Linked DNA regions of Homo sapiens: region 1 is linked to region 2. Evidence: chromatin contacts called from ENCODE Hi-C or POLR2A ChIA-PET data. All regions are on one chromosome and are shown on one strand. The core of a region is the stretch at or near the end of the contact, and the rest is flanking DNA. Distances in the headings are between cores, read along the strand shown. Region 1 overlaps IRS1 (insulin receptor substrate 1). Region 2 has its middle 240 kb from the start of MIR5702.

What was found. Hi-C counts contacts between places; a loop is a spot of excess contacts on that map. ChIA-PET counts read pairs that join two places held with the same protein, here RNA polymerase II (POLR2A). Pooled maps may share reads with other maps.
Region 1: a loop to region 2 is called in a map of naive thymus-derived CD4-positive, alpha-beta T cell, with 14 times the contacts of the local background. The contact joins two enhancer-like sites. A Hi-C loop is called at or near these places in 1 of 168 maps with a recorded cell type or tissue (naive thymus-derived CD4-positive, alpha-beta T cell), 2 of 37 single-sample maps with no recorded cell type and 7 of 50 pooled maps. POLR2A ChIA-PET finds 5 or more read pairs at or near these places in 2 of 52 experiments (AG04450 and activated T-cell).

Annotation. Positions count from the first base shown.
Region 1 is chr2:226,764,826-226,772,543 of GRCh38, reverse strand. The region is part of intron 1 of IRS1 (insulin receptor substrate 1); the gene reads left to right. Among named protein-coding and RNA genes, the nearest start is that of IRS1, 31 kb to the left of the region's middle. Within about 2 kb of position 1,308, at least 8 of the 41 ENCODE cell types and tissues checked have a DNase peak (open chromatin) inside an H3K27ac peak, as active enhancers do.
Region 2 is chr2:226,420,094-226,427,268 of GRCh38, reverse strand. No RefSeq gene overlaps it. Among named protein-coding and RNA genes, the nearest start is that of MIR5702, 240 kb to the left of the region's middle. Within about 2 kb of position 3,573, at least 3 of the 41 ENCODE cell types and tissues checked have a DNase peak (open chromatin) inside an H3K27ac peak, as active enhancers do.

The DNA of each region.
Region 1 (7,718 bases), core at 59-2,558, 350 kb before region 2:
TTAGCTATATCTATTGTGTGTGGATAGTATTGATTCTGTATTTGTTTTAGTGCAAGACTAGGTTGACTATTATAAGTGAAAGATCAAATGAAAGTATAGAACCATCATGGACAAGAAAAGAGGAGATGTGAATTTTATTCCCGATTCTGCCACCTCCTGGGAACTGTCATTCCTTGACCTGATTTTCTGGTTCACAAAATTGGAGATAGTAATATTGCCCCAGTCTGTCTTATAATGTTGTTTTGTGGATCAAATGAAATAACATATGAAAGTAAAATTGTAAGCTGTGAATTGCCTCTCATACACAGAGTTTGTCATGGTTTGAGTTATATCCCACCAACGCCCCTTTCACCCTTAGAACATAGGGGTGCTTTTGGTTTTTGTTCCTTCCTTATTAAAAATATTTTTTGAACTCAGCCAGCTTCCTAGATTTCTTGGCTGTAAGAGTATATCAAGATTGAGTGCCTGAAAAGATACAACAGTGTTGAGTCTCTTGTTCAGATATTTATTTTATGAAGTATGAGTATGGTGTACTGTTAAATTCTAGGAAACTGGGTTGCATTTATTAGCTTGGCATAGAAAAAGCAAAGTTCTACATGTGGGCTAAATTATGTTACAAGCTGTAAGTATAAATCAGGATTAATGGCTGAAATATATTTATTAAACTTTAAAAGGAGCTAGGTACATGCATTTTATAGTTCCTGTGGATTTAATTATATATAAAAACTTGAAAATAAAAGTATGACTGGGGAGTGCTGAATGTTTTCTTCTGTAGAATTCTTGACTCTACTCTTGAGTCTCAGCACTCTTTGACAGAGAGATCCAGTGCTGTGTGCTGTGCCAGGCAGAAGGCATGAGCATCTTAAAGAGATGGATTTATATATGTATATAAACATATATATAGATGTTTAAGTATATTATATGTATGTTTAAATATGTATTATATATATTCAAGAGACATATATACAACAATTTACATAATCCATGCTGTAAGGAAAGCAAAATAACGAAACTACTAAAATTCTAACTCCTGGCCTCTGGGTAATTATAAATCAGTAACTAACTGTGGTTCATGGCTCTCTGTAAAACTGTCCTATGAATTTCACCCTTCCTCCAACCTACTCCTTTGTTCCTCTCCTCATTTTCTATTTTGCTTTTCCTTGAGTGGTGGAGCCGAATGCTCTGAAGTAATTTTGGAACACAGTGAGCCTACTGAGCCACCGGACAGCCGGCTGATACCATGTGCTTGGGAACAGGAAAGGGGACCCAGCTATAAACTCCTCAGCAGCCATGCCATGCCCTATCACCGTCATCCTTCCCCAACACCTTCTGACCTTGATAAACACAGTCAGGACCAAGAATGTGCTCATATTTACATATACCACTCCCTCCCATAAAAATAGGGTAACCTTTAAAATCACAAACAACACAGCCCACACTACCAACGTTCTTCCGTCACTGACAGTGACAGGATCTAGCTAGTTCTCATGCTCCAAAAGTTATATATATATACATGAACTTTAAAGAGAGAGGGTCTCACTCTGATGCCCAGGCTGGAGTGCTGTGGCATCATCATAGCTTACCCCAAACTCTTGTGCTCAAGAGATCCTCCCACCTCAGCCTTCCAAAGAGTCCAGTTTATTGAGAAAAATATTCGAGTTAAAAGTATCCCTAAAGATAATAAAGCTCAGAATGTTCTTTCTACAGACAAATAGACTCAGGACCATACAGTGTAAGTAACTTGGTTAAGATGATACAGCTGTTACATGGTAGAGTTAGCAAACAAAAACAAAAATAAAAACCCTGATATTCTATCTCCAGGTTAATGTTTTCTCCCATGCTATACTACATCAGGTTGTACATGTGTAAAATGCTTTGTCTGTTTTGTATCTTTATATACAACATGTTGTACATATATGTTGCATATTCACATATATATGTGTCCAAAGACTGTATGTTATAGATGTCATTGTTCATTCATTTGATCCTCAAATATTTGTAAAGCCATTCACTATTTTGGCTTTACTATTTGCTGGGAATAGGGCTAGGAATAAGACTTCGTTTCCACACTTCTGAGCTTATGTTCTAGAGGGAGAAATAGGCACTAAACAGATCAAGTTAATTCAGATAGTGGTAAGTACTCTTAGGAAAAATTAGGCAGGGTGGAGGAGTTTATGAACAATGTATCATACTAAATTTATCAAAGAAGCTAAGTAGACCACACTCATATTTAGTTTTATTGTTTTTGAAGTTTCTTTTGAAAAATTCTATTGGGCAAGATGCCATTCAGCAATTCACACATGTTTGAGGGGAAAATCATAATTTATTAGAATAATTAAAGGCTTTAAAAGGTAGCTTGTTAAATGAAGTTTTCTCTTTCATATGTGGAGTGTTTGATTATTAGCCCTGCTTGAAAATACTTTCTGAACACTGGTAATCAATTGCCTGTATCTATGACATAGTCAACCCTAGTCATAAAGTTTTCAAAATGCATTCATGACTGCTAGGACTTTATTACTGCTCTTTTTTTTTCAACCTCCTATATCCTTTCTGGGAGAGGAGTAGATTTCCTAGTGCCTCCACTGCTTACCAGACAGGAGAGCAGTGAAACTGGGAGGCTACATTTTGTAAGACTTGAACGGCCATACTTTATATGGCAGTAAGGCGATCAATGGCTGATATGTCTCAACTAAGATGAATGTATACTTGTGATCAGTGAATGGACCGATAAATTCAGAAAAGTTGGAAGACTCCATTCCATTGGCTTATGACTAATTTTTATATGCACCTGTTTTTCTGGAGTCATAAATAGAAAGTTTTCTAGAGATAACGACAAGAGTAGTCCTTCCCTGTTATCTGCCTCATTCCTACTAAAACAATAGCTTTGTTAAACAACTTTGAGGTTATAATGATGGGTTGATAAGTTGTTGCTTTTCAAGTGAAAGTTAAGTTTCTAAGCCTCCCATGAAACGCGTCGGAAACCTAAAACAACATCTGCATGTCTAGATCTTCCATCCATGTCTGGTTGGCTGGAAGGACAGCCTCGAAATGGCTCTGTGGTTCCTTGGGGTGCTGCAGGCCTGCATTGCCTTGGTCTAGTCTTCCATAGATCTAATTGCTTTCTGAAGACACTCCGGGCAGTCTTGCAGCAGCTTCTGTTTCCTTGCCGGTCACTGATTATTTGAACCTGGACTGTCCTGAGTTCAGTGTCCATGTGTACTGCACTGCCAGTGACCATCTTTGGCAGGGCAAGGCTGATGGCCTTAGTTGTCTTCAGTTTCATCATCTGTTCATAACTCTTTTTTGACTCTGCTTAGTGGATTTTCATCTTTGGCATGTATTCCGTGCTTTAAGAATATATGGTCACAGAGTGATTCGGTGATAGTGGGAGTATTGAGTTGGGAGAATCCTATTACTAGTTTCTAGGTTCTGATGGTCTCTTCAGTTGCATAAACAATATTGCAATATATTGAATATAGTTACATAAAACATATTGAACATGAGTTCCTATTTTGCAGACAAGTGTTACAACATTGTTGTTAGAGAATGGGTCACTGAAGGCACCATCTGTCTTGCCTCAGTGAGCTCTGGTTACTTTAAAGAAGGATTCGCTGGGTGCGGTGGCTCACGCCTGTAATCCCAGCACTTTGGGAGGCCGAGGCAGGCAGATCGTGAGGTCAGGAGTTCGAGACCAGCCTGACCAACATGGTGAAACCCTGTTTCTACTAAAAATACAAAAATTAGCCGGGCGTGGTGGGGGGCGCCTATAGTCCCAGCTACTCCGGAGGCTGAGGCAGGAGAATTGCTTGAGCCCAGGAGGTGGGGGTTGCAGCGAGCCGAGATAGCGCCACTACAAGATTTTGGAGAACTTTTGATGGCATTTAGATTGGTTTAGTAACAGCCAGAACCTAGTTTCACATGAATTTTAAGGTCAGCAGGTACAGAGGAGAGTTCAGGGTGGTTTACTAAGCTGCTGTTGGTACAATATTTAGCACACAAACATTCAAATTTTTGATTAGCCCTTTGGCTTTGGTTTGGTTTATTTTAGTCTTATTGATGATTATTTGCTTATTATTTTAATATTTCATTACTTTATAAAATATATTTGTATCAATGCAACAAGTATATGTCCATTCATTTATTCCAAATCTCATTCCTTGTTGAGATTTGCTATGTGCCTAGACACATTTTTGGAAAACAGAGACTATGTGGTGAATCAGACAGATAGTAGGTTTCTGTGTTCGTGGAGTTTTTATTATTCCAAGGGAAGAAACAAATGATAACCAATGAAATAGTGTAAAGGGATAGAGAAGAATGGGTAGGGTGGGCCATTTTTGATAAGGGTAGCCAGAAAGGAGGCAGTGACTGAGCAAACATCTGAGTGAAGTAAGGGAGAGACTTATGGGGCGAGGCTGTGTGCTGGTGAAGAGTGTCCCAGTAGAAGCAGCAGATGCAGAATCCTATGCTGGGAACGATCCTATGTTCCGGTGCATCTGGAGCAGCAGGGATGGGGTAGAAGGTGTGATTGGGGTAGTAAGCTAGGGTCTCACAGGGCTTCATAGGCCATGGGAAGTTGCTTGAATTTCATTCAAAGTATGATGAAAGCCTGGGAATGTCAGTGTGTGTGCCTGGACCACTCACCATGTTACTAAGTTTTATTCTAGAGGGACATGGACTTCTTCTGTGTGACGTGTTACTCCTCATGCCTTTGAGTTTGATAGTGCCAATCAGCTGAGACCTCTTAGATAATGAACTAAAGCCACCTCTACCCTAGATTTTCATACATTCATTACCAGCATCACCGAGGCTTATTTTAGGGGTGGCTCCAAAAGGTTTCTTTTTTAGTCTTGCCACAGCGGCAGGCTGCACTAGCTTCTGAGATACCCATTGGTCAAACCAGGCCCTTTGCGTATTGCCACCAGAGTTCAGTCCTAGTTCCAGGCCTGTCTGGATGCTTGGCCACCCAGGTTATGATCATTAATGCATTCCTTGCAAGACATGTGTGCTCTGGTTTCTTTAAAGCAGGATCTCAATTCTATAAAGAATGGCTAAGGGCCCTTTTGTTGGGGGTGGGGTGTAAGGTGCTCATTTTAAGCCTCCACCAAACATTCCAGCTATCAAGAATTTATCCCAGTTCTTTTGTATTTTGAGTTGGCCTTTTTTTATTTTGGAAACCATGTCACCTGACGTGACCCATTCTCTCATTGGCCCTTATTATGGCTTGCGCTTATTTCAGCACTCTTTTTATCTTAAGTGGTTTTTAGGTTATGTGATCCAAATTTAGCCTTGCTGATAACACTTGGCTGCCATTTGACTGGCACTGTGTAGAAGTCTGTATGTTTTAGGAAGTAGAGTATTAGTTCATTTTAATCCTTTAATCTTCCTGTAGGCTAGATACTATTCTGCTCTAACACCTACATATCAGGCCTTTTTTCTGGTGACATGCAAAACCTGTAGTAGAAACATTTGGCACTAATCAGGTAAATGTGAGTTTGCTTTGACCTTCATTGCCTTTTTTTTTTTTAACTTGATTTTACTAACTTCCTGGAAAATTATGTTGGCTGAGTAAACTTTTAATGATGTTTTTTATTATACCATTTGCTTTTAGGTGTTAATTCTGTGATCATTCTTGTTTTGAGCTGCTCTCGACAGCTGGCTCTATGGTTTCATGAAGGCATGCTAGTGGGTTGATGAAACCGAATCCTACCATATGGAATGGTGGCAAGAGAGTGATCTTCATTATTTGAGTTCCTGCAATTATAAGGTTTTAGTAGGGAAGCAGAAGACACAAAAATATTCACTAATGAACTAAGCACTTCTAAACTCTGCCCTTGCTTATTATCTCTTTATACTTAATACCAGTGATCCTTCATCCAGTTTTATTCAGTGTGGAAATACACCTTTTGTGAAAGATGCAGCATTTCATAAAGTCAATGAAAGTAATGCTGGTGGATTGCTGGGTTTCACAAGCAGTCAATGACCAGTAAAGATCTAGCAGATGAGTCAACTGTTGAAGAAACAAATCAAAGATAATGACTACTTTAGTACTTCTAAAATGCATGGTAAAAATAGTATAGGATTGGCTGGGCGTGGTGGCTCACGCTGTCATCCCAGCACTTTGGGAGGCAAAGGCAAGTGGATCACTTGAGGCCAGGAGTTCAAGACCAGCCTGGACAACATGGCAAAACCCCGTCTCTACTAAAGATACAAAAATTAGCTGAGGTTGGTGGCACACGCCTGTAATCCTAGCTACTCAGGAGGCTAAGGCACAAGAATTGCTTGAACCTTGGAGGCAGAGATTGCAGTGAGCCGAGATCGTGCCACTGCACTCCAGCTTGGGCAACAGAGTGAGACCCTGTCTCAAAAAAAAAAAAAAAAAATATATATATATATATATATATATATATATATATATATATATAAGATTAAGAGAGGGCCTTGGGAAAATTCATAAAACCTTTGAATATTTCTACAGAAATGATTCTTTTTATGGTTGTTCCATGATGACCAAACAAGAAGTCGAAGTTGAAACGTGAAGGAAAAGTAATCCAAAAACATGAACACTTGATCAAACTTTGTTCATTTAAGAATTTTCTAGTAGATTCAATTAAAACATGCTTTGTTAAACATAAGGTAATATAGTTTTTTCATATATTTCAGCTTTATTCCCTAGTGTAAAATTTCAGTTAAATCCATTTACAATAAAAATTAGGTCCATGTTTTCAACAGATTTACTTTTTAAAGTGGCTTCTGTTTGGTTCCTGTTATGTTCAGCTGATGAAGACATCCTGCATAGTTCTTTTACGGAAGTGGCAGAGGAGAAATGTGGGAAAGCCTTTCCTGTTCCTCCCCAATTTTTGCAAAGTAGGAACTGGAGTTTTCTCGTTGCTCCAAAGCTGTGAGGCCAGCTGTTGAGTAGGCAGGTGGAAAAGCTCCATGGATACTTTACTCCTGTGAGCCTAGGAAAGTCCATTAGTGCTCATGGGGTTGTTTTAGAGAACTCACAGAGAGCAATATTAGTCAACTTTGTAGGAAACCCAGATAAGTTGGCGATTCCCCACAGGGCCCCGATAAAAAGTCTTCCTGGCCCTTATGTGGACCAGTCCAGGAGTAGGATGCACAGAGTACCCTTCAAAGAAGCTTATATGACAATAAATAGTGATTCAGTAAGAGTTTTTGCTACTTGTTAGTCAATAAAAATTTAAAGGCATTATCTTGTCTCTAATTTCCATTTCAGCTCAACTGTGTATTTCCCGAGGGAGGTAAGTCTAAGCAGATTTTTTCTAAGAAAAGAATATGAATTGGTGAGCTGGGCATAGTGGCACATGCCTATAGCCCCAACTACTCGTAAGGCTAAGATCAGAGGATTGGTTGAGCCCAGGAGTTTGAGTCAACCTGGGCAACATAGCAAGACCCCATCTCAAATGAATGAATGAATGAATGAGTAATATTTATAAAAAGAATAGGAATTGGTGAAGCTATAGTGTAAGCTTGCGAGAGCTAAGGATATATAATTCAAAAGGAGTGAAATAGAAGTATAAGTAGATTTTCTTGCCTTTGAGGAAAATTAACAAGAAACAAAGTTTGTGCGATAGACTTCTAAGTACACTATCGACAGCATTTCTATAACCACCGCTTAAAAATACATGTACACTGTTGTCTTTAAGGAGTAGTTGATTAGTGTCTTATGGTACATCTTGTAGAACAGCAAGCTAGGC
Region 2 (7,175 bases), core at 2,324-4,823:
AGTTCATAATATGTGGTTTAAGCACCTAAAGAACCAAAGTGACATGACAGTAAAATGGAATACTGGAAATATTTTCCCAGTTTGCAGGAAAATTAAATTAAATGGAAAACCATTTGTCTGTCTAAAGATATTTTTTCCTACAGATTTTTTTAAAGGTCTGGCTTTTGCCACTGCTCGATTGCTAGCAACTGAGTGCCAGTAAGCATAATCAAAAGTAAAAGAAAAGGAGACAAATATTCATGGAAAAAGAATTGGAAAGAGTCAATCATGCTCAGCTTAAAAGTTAAAAAAATAAGTGACATGCTCTTGGTTAAAATTACATGTGTCAAAAAATCAATGTTTTTTGAGACGAAATATTTCTGGATATGAGAAAAGTTTGGTCATGTGATATCAACAAATGCATTAAATGTGTTAACATTTAATATTACCTGATCAAGGTTGAATATCATGGCTCTAGAAAAGTATTTCTTGAATTATTTTTTGTGACCATAGTGCAGACTGAGAAGGCAGAAGACTTCACAGACCACTTATCCTATGCATTCCTGCTCTACAGAGGGAAAAGAATAGAATAATAAGAGGGAACGTGTCACTGTATAAGCAGATTTTTGTGGTTTGCCTTAGCAAAGTGGTAGAGATGACTCCTATTCGAATCACAATGTATACATGCCTTAAAGGCTAGTGATTGCAAAATTACGGTCTTCAAATGCCATTGATGGAAACATATATCACTACACACTTGGGTTAACCAAACAATCCACAACAAAGTCCAATGTAAATGAAGAAGTTAAGCCAAAAGTAATTCCTAAGTAGAAGACATTTGGAAACCACGACCAAGTTAAGACCACACTGATAATCACGTGTGCTTCCTGAAAACAACAGGAATTCCACAAGTTGTGCTCAATTAGAATTGTGCAACCTCACCAGCATTACATGGTAATGTAGGACCCTGAATCAGAGTTCTTAGCAATCTCTGAGATTGCATACAACATTAAATAACATTAAGTAACAATCATTCATTTAGAAGGTGGCCAATGTGTAACCTTTGAATGCATTGAAAAATGATAGTAGGAAGAACCAAAGAATGCACATTATCAGGAGGCCCCACATGGACTATAATCCATACTCTAAGAATCACTTCTATAGAATCATTAATTATCAAGGCCCCAACTGAGCTATCTAGTGATGACTCTGAAATTCCACAGCTTTTTTAAGGCAATAGTTTTTTAGTTCTTTTTTCTTTTTTTAATTTATTTTCTGATTTTTGGAGAAGGCAAAAAAAAAAAACCCATTGAGATTTGCCTGGGAACCAAGCCTGGGTAATTTTACATATTTCCACACTGTTAGTCCTGTCTAGGCCAGGGAGAGCTAAAAGGTTTCATCTCACAAGCCAAGTCTGATTGATTAGTAATGGAAGCCTGAGTGGCTGTGTTGAAGCCAGAAAGGGTGTCTTCATTGATAAAGGATGTTGGCCATGGGCATTGGATAGTGGAAGGGCAGCGATGCCTGGTTTTGCTGTCTCTGCTGTGGGCTCTTTTTTTCTATACATTGGGGCAAATCATGGATTTTTATCACCCCGTACATCTACATTGAGGTACCCTTCTGGGATATAATTGATAATTAAGCTTTGACATCTTCCTGCCCATGTTCACATACAGCTAAGGTTGCCAGATAAAATACAAGACATCCAATTAAATTTGAACATCAGATAAGCAACAAATACCTTTTGGTATAACTATGGCCCAAACCTCGCATGGGACCCACTTATACAAAAGATATTGTTTATCTGAAGTTCAAATTTAATTGGATGTCCTATATTTTTATTTGCTAAATTTGGCAGCCTAAATTCAGCATTTAGGACACTTGACAGTGTCCCAGTATCTGGGTTTCTATGTCACCTACCTCCAGCTTCAGGGACCACAAAGACCCTGAGTTCTAGGATAGCTTTGTGTATCCCAGGGTGACCCACGGCAAATATGCAAACTAATCCTGAATTACAAAAGTTTGATAAGTCCCAGGAATGTAGAAAAGGGGAGTAGGGGGACAGATTTAAAAGATTAGAGGGTGACTGGCATGCGGGAGTCAGGAATGTTCAATATTGTAGGTTGGGATTAAGCATGTCTAGAGGTGACTGAGGTGGGTAAGAACAGTTGGCTTGGACATGACTCACAGGGAGGGATTTAAAGGGAGAAAACGGGTGCAGCATTGTATTTAGTTCTTTCAAATCTGCAACTACTTCCATGTTAGGTGTTTATTAATGGGGTTTCTATTACTAATGTCAAGAACAAAGCATTTCCTAGGGCTCAGGCTCACACTCCGCTTGGAATAGAGATTGTAATTCTAGGTGTGATTTTGAAATATGGCAGCAATAATCTCTGGAGTCCTGCAGAAGCATTCCAAAATAATATTCCTAGCACTTGAGAAAAGAGGGTTGAGGAGAAACTATTTAAACACAGAGTGCCAGGAGTGTGTCTTTGTACTTTCTCTCTCTCAATCTCTCTCTCTCTCTCTCTCTCAATCTCTCTGTCTCAATCTCTCTCTCTCTCTCACTCGGTCTATCACGTTTCTGGGAGTAAGATCTGTTGATGTTTGTTTCAATTCAAGTGTGTGTGTGTGTGTGTGTGTGTGTGTGTGTGTGTGTGTGTGTAATTTAAAACCATGGTCATTTTGGCAATAATTCAGATGTACCCAAAGCTCTGTAAAACAAAACAACAGAAAAACTGGAAAACAGATTAAACTTGTGACCAGCCATTGAATGATTTACAGTTATGTGCTACTATTAAAACTAATTTCCCTAGTGGTTTCACTAGTTTTTCTGTATGCTGAAGAGTTACACTGCAGTGTGACAGATCTTTGTCTTGTTGGTAAATCACACAACATTAACGAGGTATTTAATGACTGTGAATTGGAGCTGTGATTGAGTTCTGTCTGAATTTGCAGAAAATGTTTGACTTAGAGCTCTTAGAAAATCCAGAACAGACCTTTCTTTTGCCTTACCAGCATGCTTTATTAATCACTGAAATACCTGCAGAGTACTCAAGGACTGCAAATCAAATGGGGTTAAAGGATATTCATCTGATAAGCTTCACATAAAGTCTAGATATTCGGCAATTTATTAGGAAACGCACGTACCAGCCCCAAATGAAGTTGCTGGTAAATTGGCTGTATTATTTTGCCTGCTAAGAATCTCTCTCTTTCTCTCTCTCTCTTTCTTTCTCACACTCTGTAATGTTTTCTCCCTACAATGGTCATTTCTGTGTTACTTGCTGCAGGAGCCCCATGAGGATGAAGGCAGGAGAAACAGACTATGTGCCAGGCAGCTGGAATTCCTCTAAAGCCTTTTCCTTTGAAATCAAATTCCTCCTTTCACAGGTTTATAAACAGCCCTTCCTGTGATTTTGCAGTACAGAATATGAAGATTGCCCCTGCCAGCTCAAAGCGCAGCTAGGCGCTAAGCCTCTGTTGCAGCGAGCTGGTTCCTCTGCAAGCTGCATGCTCACCATCAGGGTATGATCAGCATTATGCCATCATCCAGGGGGCGGGAGGCTGACTGTAATGCTCACACACAACCCTCCCCACTCTGTCTTGCAGGTAGCAAGACTGTTACATTAATGTGAAATGCTGGGTTCTGTTTCTGCTTTGTTTTCCCCTGCCAAGATCGTCGCAGTGATATAAAAAGAAGGAGGAAGCACAGACTGGGCAGGGTTGCTTTGTGGTTAAGAGGTTGTGGAAGTGATGATGGAGGTAGTTTCTCGTTTCTGTGATGAGCAAGAAGAAGTTTCATTTTCTTCATATGATTTCTTTTCCCATGTAACTGTCGAATTTCTAGCATAGTGGGGAAAATATATTGATAGATGTGATCTTAGATGGAGAAACTTGCTAAGCCTATTGGGTACATACATCGTGGCATGGTTAGTAGTTAGTCCTTGTGCTAGAGTTAAAGACAAATATTGGGGAAGCTATCCCATATGCATGATTATTAAATTCTTGATAGCATAATTATTGCAAGTGGCATAAAATTTAGACCAGTGAGTAACTGAGCAAATGTTCTACTTTGATAATTATGTATTTGATTTGTAAATTACATTAATATTTGTGATCAATGGCAGTGTTGGTACTATCAAAATAAACCCTATCTTATATTTCTGCATGACTGTACCCTAAGTTAAATGTATTTCAGATTTACTTCAAGTGCTTTATATAACAGAAAACTCTATGTTTGATGAATTTTAATAAATCAAACTACCTTTTAACCCCATGGTAGTGAAACGAATGTATGTAAGTTGATTACTTAGTGATCACTATGTGCCAGGCACAGTGCTAACTACTTTGTGTAAATTTTGTAATTTTAATAATCACAAAGACTGTATAATTAAGATACTATAATAATCTCCATTTGATGCATATAGAAATTGTCCCAGAAAGGTTAAATAACTTACCTTAAGTATTTAGTGATAAAGTTTGAGTTTCAACTCAGGCAGCCTGATACCAAGAAACAAACCCAATTACAGTTGCTTGATCAGAGCACTTAGTCTACTAGAGTAGATTAACCCAGCCTTCATGTATAATAGGAAGCTATTAATATGGTGAATAGATATTTCCCCCATCCTTATGGGAAAGTAGGATCAGAAGCAATTTGCATTCATTTGAGACAAAAATTTGTATACATTGGTGGGTCACAGTGGCTCATGCCTGTAATTTCAGCACTTTGAGAGGCCAAGGCGGGCAGATCACTTGAGGTCAGGAGTTTGAGACCTGCTTGGCCAACATGGTGAAACCCGTCTCTACAAAAATACAAAAATTAGCTGGGCATGCTGGCACACACCTGTAATCCCAGTTACTCAGGAGGCTGAGACATGAGAATTGCTTGAACCTGGGAGACAGAGGTAGTAGTGAGCCGAGATCGTACCACTGCATTCCAGCTTGGGTGACAGAGAAAGACTCTAAAAAAAAAAAGAAGTATACATTTACTGTCTTTTCTCATGGCTAGTTAGCTTGCATTTCTTACCATTAAGACAGAGCACAATACTTAATAGGTATCTTTTGATACTAGCATATGCCACATTTGGATATGCTGTTCCCATTCATTTACTGGGTGACTTGGAAGACTGACAACTTTGAGTGGGGCCTGGAGCAGGAAAAGGTCCCACAGTAAGTCCAGGTTGCCATGCAAGCAATCTGTCACTTGGGTCAGCAGATCACGTGGCACCACAGGGAAAAAGACACACTGTAGAGTTTATTGCAAAACCCAATAGGAGAATTATGATAAAGACCCAAGGAGCATGGAACTAGGTTGCAGCATTTGCAGCAGAAGACTGTGCCCTTTTTGCTGCTTCTAGTGTTGTCATGCTACTAGGCTCAAGTGGAGGCACTATGTGACTTTGTGACCAGAACATATCATGATTATATTATTTCAGAACCGCCAAGTTGTAAGACAGGATGGATCCAGCAGCAGGGCATCATCATATGGTAGTGCTATTAAAGCTCCGTAGGGTCTTGTCTTATTTCTTTATATTCGCCTCTTCACGGATAAGTCAATTTCATTGATTGAAAGTAAGGGACAGCTGAATCTATTAAATTATATATGAGAAGAAGAAGCCAAGGTGGGTGGATTACCTGAGGTCAGGAGTTTGAGACCAGCCTGGCCAAAATGATGAAACCCTGTCTCTACTAAAAATACAAAAATTAGCTGGGCGTGAAGGCACGTGCCTATAATCCCAGCTACTTGGGACACTGTGGCAAGAGAATCGCTGGAACCTGGGAGATGGAGATTGCTGTGAGTCGAGATCATGCCACTGCACTCCAGCCTGGGTGACAGAGTGAGACTCCATCTGAAAAAAAAATTATATATGCGAAGAGACAGAGGGTACAAGTAAGCTGAATGTAAGGTTACCATGATTCATTCCCCTTTTGCCTACAGGGTTTAACTGCTGCCTCTCCTTCACCTCATACTGCTAGTTCCCTGGGGGATCGCTTATGACAGCTGGTACTTCTCTAAACCATGCTTGGTTTACAGATGGTCAGCTTGGTTTGTGGGTACGAGTTGAAAGTGAACTGTGCTTTACGATGATCCCACTTGGGAAGGTTCTGAAAACCAGTGATGAGGGTAGATTCTCCCAGTGATAAGGAGAAACAGGTCAAATTAGAAATAATGGTTTTATGAGCAGAATGACATGTCTCATTTGCCAGGGGCCTGGAAGGAAAAAGATTAGAACATCAAGGTCAAGTAGGTTCATGGATGGACCTTGGGGATTGATCAGTTTGTGGATCTCTGTGTTCATCTTAACAGCATCAATAATGAAAGAGGGCCCAAGCAGATAGAGTAACTACCCAGCCAACTTCAGCCAACTCTGTCATCAGCCACCCAGTGCTGGCACAATGGACTCATGAATGTTATAGCAATGAAGTAAGGATGGAGGCTATACCTGGGCCCTGTGCCCTGAGCTCCCACTCACTAAGGCTGATCTCATTACAGAGACCAGTGATGAGCTTCTGAATCAGCAAATCTTTCAAGGAGATCAACCTGCCACTTGGTGGAAAGTTGATTACATTGAACTTCTACCCTGTAAGGAGTAGCAATTCATCTTGTCAGTGTTCACAAAATATCTTGGGAGTAAGTTGACTTTCCTAGCACTGCTCTCTGAGGGCTTAAAGAATGTTTCATCCACTGACAGAGGATTCTGCATAACTTTGTTTCAGACTAAGTAATGAACTTAACAGCAAAAAGGTACAGCAGTGGGCCCATGACTGAGGAAGCTCCTGGTCATATCACACACAGATATGTGACAAATATAGAATGGATCCCCGTTCTCCAGAATGTGGTGTATACACTAAATCAATAACCAATACATGTGCTTTACCCCATTATGTAGAATACACGGGCCTGGGAACCAGGAGATAGTTTGAGAGATGGCCTCACTAACCATCATATCTAGTGCCCACCATGGGAATTTGTGTCCATCTGTTTCTGATGACTCTAGAATGTGTGTGTCTCAAAGTCCTGATTCCCAGAGAGAAAATGTTTTCACCAGGAGCCACATTGAGAGTCTCATTGAACTTAAGCTACGGTTGCCATAGAACTTGTTCAAGAAATCAGAAGATAAGGAAAAGACGGCAGAGGTTATTGATCTTGATCACCAAGAGGAAGTAGGGTCTCTATTATAATATAGGGCTAGAGA